Linked DNA regions of Homo sapiens: region 2 is linked to region 1. A link is an interaction called in ENCODE POLR2A ChIA-PET data of the cell type or tissue named here. Cell type or tissue: OCI-LY7. All regions are shown on one strand. Region 1 has its middle 44 kb from the start of MIR3679. Region 2 overlaps MGAT5 (alpha-1,6-mannosylglycoprotein 6-beta-N-acetylglucosaminyltransferase).

Region 1 (4,000 bases):
ATGACCATCTTTCCCAGAGCATAAACCACAGCAATGGGTGGCAGGGCTGACAGACCCAGCTCCACCCTCCCCAGTGCCAGCCTACTATCCCCAGCTGCCCCACCTGGCAACCCTTGAAGAGCAGACTTCCCTACCTGGCAGCACTAAACCAGTTTCAGGGGAAACAGACCCTGGAAGACAGATTGTTCAGTTGTCCAGTCCCTAAAATGAAGTCACATTCCTATTAAGCAGGGTGTGGGATGTATATATGGGGGACATGAAAGGATGGATTAAATATGCTTGTATTTGAGACAAAAATCTCATGTTTTTAGAGATTAAAAATCCCTTTGAGTTTCCAAAGGACATATTTTCTGTTTCTCCGGTTTCTCCCAGTGGGACAAACTCTCAAGGTGACAGCTAGAGAGAAGCCTTAGATAGAAATCATGTGGTCACACGATTTCCTAGCTCTAACGTTAATGCTTTTATTCACGTCAAGACATTCATCTAGTTGTGGGATGCTGGGGTGTTTTTCCTCCTGTGATGTTGTCAGAGACAAAGTGTGTTCAAAGACCCACATACATAAAAGAAACAAGAATTAGGAATGTTTAATGTTTCATTCTGTTGACCCCATAACCTTGACACCCAATTCCTATCAGCCTGTGAAATATAAATGTTCTGCTCCAAGGTGAACATCTGATTTACCAAGCTAACTTCTCAAGGGTCTGCCCCTTAGGCAGTGGGTTTAAGTGCTACAAACAATTCAGATGGGTAAAATAAGAAGTACTGGCTGGGCATGGTGGCTCACACCTGTAATCCCAGCACTTTGGGAGGTCGAGGCGGGAGAATCACGAGGTCAGGAGATCGAGACCATCCTGGCTAACACGGTGAAAACCCGTCTCTACTAAAAATACAAAAAATTAGCTGGGCGTGGTGGTGGGCACCTGCAGTCCCAGCTACTTGGGAGGCTGATGCAGGAGAATGGCATGAACCAAGGAGGCGGAGCTTGCAGTGAGCTGAGATCGTGCCACTGCACTCCAGCCTGGGAGACAGAGCAAGACTCCATCTGAAAAATAATTAATTAAAAAAAAAAAAGGGAGTACTTAGGAAATTCCTTCCTCCATAAAATATGCTCAGAATTGAGGACTTAAGAAAATACACATCTTGGAGCAATGGTTCCTCAATACAGACACAGTTCAGAGACTATACTGTCCTTAGGAGTCACACGCTCCAGTTCAGTGGGCTTCCTTCCACTGACACCATGATGATGTGTGTGCTGGGCCCAGGTTGGGCTGCTCTAAAGGGCCAGCCTTTCTACATAAGAATTAAGTGGCCATGGTCAAGCTCAATAAATTTGTACTGATAATGATTGAATGAAGTAAAAAATAGCCTTCTGCTCCAGTCACTTCACTAATTCTATACACATAAAATAATCTTGTCCAATTACTCTGAAAAAATTCTACCAGGCCTTCACCAGATAGCCAGAGATGTCCCCTCAGGATTATGGGTGGTACCAAGAGAGCCACCCCCTTGCTCTTTGGGACCAGAGTGCCAAAGTGTATTTTGATGGCCCCAAAGCATAACATGGGACTACTCTACATAACTTGGCCCTCTCCCCGACAAGAGCAAATACCCCAGCTCTCTGCTTAGCCCAGGTGAGTATCTGCTTACTATAGTACTTACATGGCTTAACAGAGCCTCCTCCAATGTCCACTTTAGAATAGGAATCACTTCTGAAATCACAAGGACAAGGACGGTTTTAAGTTCCTCCTCTTAAAGGACTTGATCCATTGCAAACAGGCTGACAAAGAGATTGTATGAACTTTGGTTCTCCGTTTTTTTGGAGCCCAACTGCCTTTAAGATCGTCTCCCAAAAAAAGATACTTAAAAATAGCTAGGTGGGCGGCCCTATCACTTCGACACCCAGAGGCATTTGTCTAAAAATTATTATCTCACTTGTTAGGATCCAAATCCATCCATTATTAGTTCAGCGGGAGTAAGGTGACACTTGGCAAAGACAGAGCCTCTGCACAAAACTGCTTCTTGTCCCAGGTCTCAGGAGGCATTAAACCAAAGCTCTTACCAATCCTAATGCTTTCCGGACTAGCCTACATTAATATATACACACAGTCCCAAATATATATGCACAATTTTAAAAATAGCACCATTACAAAAAAAACTCAGGAGTTTATAGTATGAAATAAACCCAATTCAATTACAAGCCTGTTTTTTCAAATAGATTCCTTGTAGCTGTTTCTCCCTGAAGAATAAAACCAAAAGAAGCAATAAAAAGCCATTTTGGAAATATATCTCGGCCGGACACAGTGGCTCATGCATGGAATCCCAGCACTTTGGGAGGCTAAGGCAGGCAGATCACCTGAGGTCAGGAGTTTAAAACCAGCCTGGCCAACATGGCAAAACCCTATCTCTACTAAAAATACAAAAATTAGCTTGGTGTGATGGTACGTGCCTGTAATCCCAGTTACTCAGGGAGGCTGAGGCATGAGAAATCACTTGGACCCAGGAGGCAGAGGTTACAGTGAGCCGAAATTGCACCATTGCACTCCAGCCTGGGTGACAGAGCAATATTCCGTCTCAAAAAAAAGAAAAAAAAAAAAGAGTAGAGATCTATATCTACTATGTGCTTCTGATTGGCTATTTTCCCTCTACAAAACTCCTTTATAAAAAAGAAACCAGGGAAAAATATGTCCATTAAAAGACATGTATAGTATGTTTCTGATGTTCATGGACTGTATGAGCAGAAAATTGTAAAACTGAGAAAGACCTCAGTAAGGGAGGGAGGGACAGATCCACCTTCAAGCTGACTGTTGTCTTAATACTAACTTATTCTTAAGGACTTCATGGAAGAGCATACTGTATAATCATCTGAAAAGTTTCTGGAAGAGTTTCATTATTTTTAATCCAAACGAAGCCAATTCCTGCAAACCGCATAAAGTATTAGCATTTTTGTCTGTGTCAACAAGCCCTGAGCAGTAACAGAGGTTTGTACACTTGGGCAACTTAGGAGAACAGGCTCAACCCACAGTCATTACAAATCCACCATCTCTATGAAACAGTCTGGGCTCAATAAATGTTTACTAAAGGATGGACAGTTGGAAAGAATTGATTCCACGCCAGTGACCCCTTTTAAACTAGCATGTGTCTGAGACAGCCTTGAGGTGAAGGAATGGGTTTTGAAAATGGATTATCGTGATACGGAAAAAGCTGTAACTCTAGTAAGTGCAGTCAAGATTTGTTTCTAGAAAACAATCCTCAGCATCTTGGTCAGATCAAGAGCACTTCATTCATGAGTAGTGGTGTAGGCTAATGGAATATATACCCACATGCCTCGGGCCTAAATGATACCAACTTAGTTTCAGTGCTTTTAATCTTTTATGTTTTCATAAACACCTAGTTGGTGCATCATATGGCAATTTTCCTTATGAGTACTGTCCATGGGTGGCAGGTGACTTATGAATCATACCAGTAATGAAACTGTAAGATTCAAAAAAAAGTTCATGATATAAAGAAGTAGTTTATTATCCTTTACTTCACCAATGCTTTCAAATCTCGATTTTACCTTAAGAATCAGACAAGCTACCTCCTGAGTCACCTGAAAACTACTGCGCCACCCTTGGCTCTCTGTTCATTTGCAAAACACCTGGTCACCAAGAAACCAAAAGGCCCTTAAATTCTACCATCAGCAAAACCTTTTTTTCAACTAATCTTAAATATCATTTCCTGCAGAGCCAAGTACATAACATTAATAGAAATTTATAGACATTTCAAGCTGTGTCTATAGATAAAGAAAATATTGAAGAAGTCCTTTCTCCTTCCTGATTTTCACATCAGGTGCTGTATACCACCACAGCATTCATCAAGATTTCACCCAAAGTAATTTTTGGAGATTAATTGGCTCCCTCAATTTCTTCTTGGGATTATGCTGTAATTTTCTTCCCTTTCTTAATTATAACTCAGCTGTGAAAGCATTTGTAGATGGATATCATGGAAGTACAATTCAATC
Region 2 (4,000 bases), 100 kb before region 1:
TGAGTTATACCTGTACCTTTGATTTTGTGGTTCTGCTTCCCAAGTGACCTTGCAATTATTAAGTCATCACAACACCACTTGGATGCTATCATTATGGTTTTGGCTTTTAAGGAACAGTCAGCACTGGCCAGTTATTCAGCTGACCTTGAATGACAACTCTTTATTGAGAGTATAAATAAATGTGTACACATGCACATACATACACTACCCCGTAGAGAGCTACACAATGTTCTTGTCCTCTAAAGTATCACAATCTAGGATTGTAACTATCACATCTAGGATTGTAACTATCACATCCTATGAAGCCTCCACATCCCATAACCATTGATGGGAAGTTCAGTCCTGACCAACAAAAAAGGCAGTCCCACTTCTTAGGCGGTGTCTGCTAAGGTCTGAGAACTAGGGAAACGAAATACCAAGTCCGACTTCTAGGCAAATCACCACAAATGTAAATTGAGAAGAAGAACTATAAGAAGAAACTCTTCCAGGTGGTGAAACCAAATGCTGTTCCCTCCAATAGAAACCAATCCATGTGAGCAATATTTACTGAATTATCTTCAACAGGTAAGGCTACAATCAAGACACTATGGGCAGAACAAAGATATATCAGACATTCAGTCCTTAGAAGGCAAGCATTTTCATGATCAGATATGTATACTTTTTACCTTTTCCCCATTTCAGGTACATGACAAAGAACCACAGATCCAATCCTATTCGCTCCACTTCCTCACTTAAGATCACAAAACTAGAGAAAGACAGAATGGGTCTTTCTAAAATTCAAAGCATCATTCTAAAAGGAGAGAATTTTGACGAAGGCCCTTCAAGCCCTTTCAGAAAGTGAATATGGAGAAATTAATTTACTGTGTGATTGGTGGAAGGGTGGGGATTTTAAAAATCTGCTTTTTCATTCCTTTGAGTCCCCTTTCTCTTCAACAAGACAAACAGAGCTCAAAAATCCAGTTCAATCTGATTTCTTGATTTTAATAAAGCTCATTTCCACCTAAATTTCCCTAGGGGCAAATTTACTTTCACATTAAAAAACCCTCGGTGATAAATTTGTGAAGATAAGCCATACTGGATAAAAGCTACACAGAACACAGCTAGAGAGAAAAAATAAGGAGACACACAGACACACACACACACACACACACAGAGCTATCCCCCTAAAGAAAATAAATTTAGGGAATCCTTCTTCAATTGCTATGGTACCCAATTTAGAGACAGTTTATAGCCAACCAGAAGATATATTAGCAAGCAATAAGACACAACAATAAGCAATCAGAAACATCAGTGAGCAATAAGACACCAGAGTCAGCTGTAAAGACACACCAGGGAGAACATTTCTGAGCAATTACCGCATGTCTCCATTCAGGAAGGGAGAGAGAAAAACTTTACTTGGCGAGGATTGGAACCCCATAAAACTGAACTCTCACAGCTCAGGAGCCATTCTTGGGTTGACAGAGGGGTCTGAAGACATCAGCATGGTTATGGATCAGAGAGAGGGCAGAAAAGCAAGGAAGGGCTGCTCATAAATGAGAACTGTTCACTTAAGTCCTTGTCCTTCTTTCTGGTACTCTATAGACATGGCAAATCGTTTTTTAAAAATATGTAGTTGACTGACAAGATATAAAGGACCCCCCCCCACCTTCTGGGGGAAATGAAGAAGGCTGTCCAGCATATCTATATCCACTTTGGCCAAGACAGTGTCTATGAAAGGGATGCCTCTGCATGCATGCACGCGCACGCGCGCGCGCACACACACACAGACACACACACACATACACGGGCCAGCTTTTACAAACATTAGCCTGAGAGCAGACACTGAGACAGAGAAATCCTTAATGAGACAGATGATTAAATCTAGGAAACTGGCAGCTCTCTTCTAGGTAAGAAAATGGTAGCATCTTTTTACAGACACATGCCTTTATGATAATTTACAAATGGAAGGAGAGATGGAGTTAACACTCAGAATCTCTTCTCTACATAGCACTAGCAGATCTGAAGCTGAGCTCAGGGGACTCCAGTACCAACAGTCACCCACTCCCAAGTACTTAAACTCAACAAAACCTGTGAAAACCCTTCTCAGAGATGCTAAGAAGATTAAGTAAAATCATGTACATTGGAGGGTCAGGCAGAGGAACTTGTATTTACTGGACAGCTACTAAATGTTAGTTTCCTCTCCTTCCCTGCCTCCCAATTTTTTTCTGAGTCACCCCCACTTTACAGCAACCATGGTTTGTGTCATTTTATGCATGTGTATTCTTTTCCTAATTAGCCAGTAAAAATTATGATGGTATGGACTGTGTCCCACACATACCCGAGAGATGCAAAGACATGCAAATGAGGTTAATCATTAAATGTGTAACTCTAAATTTGCTCCCATTGCCCAAAAAGGAAAAAAAAAACAAAACACAACACTCTGGTTCTTTAAATATTATTAAAAACACAGCACCAGTGGCACATTTAAAGGAGTCCCGCTCAGAGCCATTGGCTTAGAGAACATGATGCTTGTTAAGCGGTACACTAGCTCAATACATACGGCTGGTATATTTCCAGACTTCGTTTGAAAGTAGTCACCAAGTCCTTCCCATTTCCTTCTTAGAGGTGTACCCACGACCCTGTGCTCTGTGGCTTAAAGCCCAGGTAGCAAAGTCCTTGTGAGCCTTGCAACAAACAGGACAGCCAGAGGCAGCAAGATGCCACGATGGGGGAAAGAATGACAGCAGATGTGTTTATAGAGGCTCACAAGCCACAGGACTTCAGAGGCAGTGGAGAACAGCAAAGTTAAAGGCAGAACACTCCATCCCACCTCCAGAAATATGACACAGAACAGTGATGAAACCACATAGGGCCTTTCCAGTAGCATTTTCTACAGGGTACAGGGGTGGCAAGTGGAGACTGAAGAGGCATGGTTCCAGTTATTAAAAAGCAGCTAAACACAGTGGGAGGTTCTCTTGTCTAATTACAGAAGCTGTTGGAAACTGCAAGGAAGACAGGATTTACGGCCTAGATGACACTGCCTCTGTGTTGTAATTAAAAGTTATTTTTAATACCTTTGTTTGGTTGAATACTTTGAATTATTAGAAATATATTTTGCAATTTAAAATTTGCTAAAGGGCAAAGAACATTAAAAAAGGTAATAACAACCACCTTGCATAATGTAAAACAATTAAATGTTTTGACGCTGGGAGGTGGGAAAGGTAAAGAATCTCTCCCACTTAAGTGTGTGAATTTTTACAAGCAAAAGGGAAAGGAAAATAAGCTTAAAAGTATATGAAACAAGATTTTTTTTTAAAGCAGGAACTGATGTCAAAAGTAACCTAGTTACTTACTTTATCTATTAACCAGAGTTTGGCTACCACCCACCAAAAGTATAGACAGCTTGTTCACAACCATTCACCCAAAGCACTGAATCCTAATCCTCAGGCTCTTCACTTTGTCCTGGGTCCCCAGAAAATCGTGGTCACCCTAACAAGAGCAGTCCTGGTTCAAGCACAAAGACCCAGGGGCTGACCTCAGAGCAGTGTGATGGTGGGGGAGTTGCGGGGATGGGGGGGTTCTAATGTGAGCTGCAGGCAACAACATGCAGCGTATAATCTGGGTGTTGTTTTTAGTCAATTTTCCTTGTCTCATCCAATATTCCAGTTTCCAGAAGGAGCCAAACAAAATGCCTCCCAGTGGGAACCGCATGGTGGTGTACATGAGTGGCTACAGAATCTGCCTACGACTAGGCAGGGGTTATCTCCTAAAAGCCATTTCCAGAATTTCTATTTCTCCATATATACATAGGAGGCATTTTCGGCAATGGTGGCTCTTTTTTAACAACAGGGAGGAGAGAACCTATTATACGTAACAGACTTTCAAAATTGTCTGATGGGAGTACGGAGGAGGAAGAACTCTAAAAGGCACAAGCTTCTCAAATAACCTCTGTATTTCATTTAATCTATGCCATGAATCTTCTCTTTACAAGTGAATTCCAGGAGCTCATTAAGAGCAAATG

The links. Peaks named below come from ENCODE experiments on the same cell type or tissue, not always from the same donor. Only the 100,000 strongest peaks of a DNase experiment are listed, where the experiment ranks them.
Region 2: POLR2A ChIA-PET joins it to region 1 with 5 read pairs; 2 of 35 experiments call an interaction of 5 or more read pairs at or near these places.

The regions. Positions count from the first base shown.
Region 1 is chr2:134,169,450-134,173,449 of GRCh38, reverse strand. It overlaps a transcript of MGAT5 not described here. Among named protein-coding and RNA genes, the nearest start is that of MIR3679, 44 kb to the right of the region's middle. In OCI-LY7, no CTCF peak of the experiment used is centred here; no DNase peak of the experiment used is centred here.
Region 2 is chr2:134,270,775-134,274,774 of GRCh38, reverse strand. All of the region lies in intron 2 of MGAT5 (alpha-1,6-mannosylglycoprotein 6-beta-N-acetylglucosaminyltransferase), which reads right to left. Among named protein-coding and RNA genes, the nearest start is that of MGAT5, 19 kb to the right of the region's middle. In OCI-LY7, no CTCF peak of the experiment used is centred here; no DNase peak of the experiment used is centred here; H3K4me3 peaks cover 2,327 bases; H3K27ac peaks cover 2,638 bases.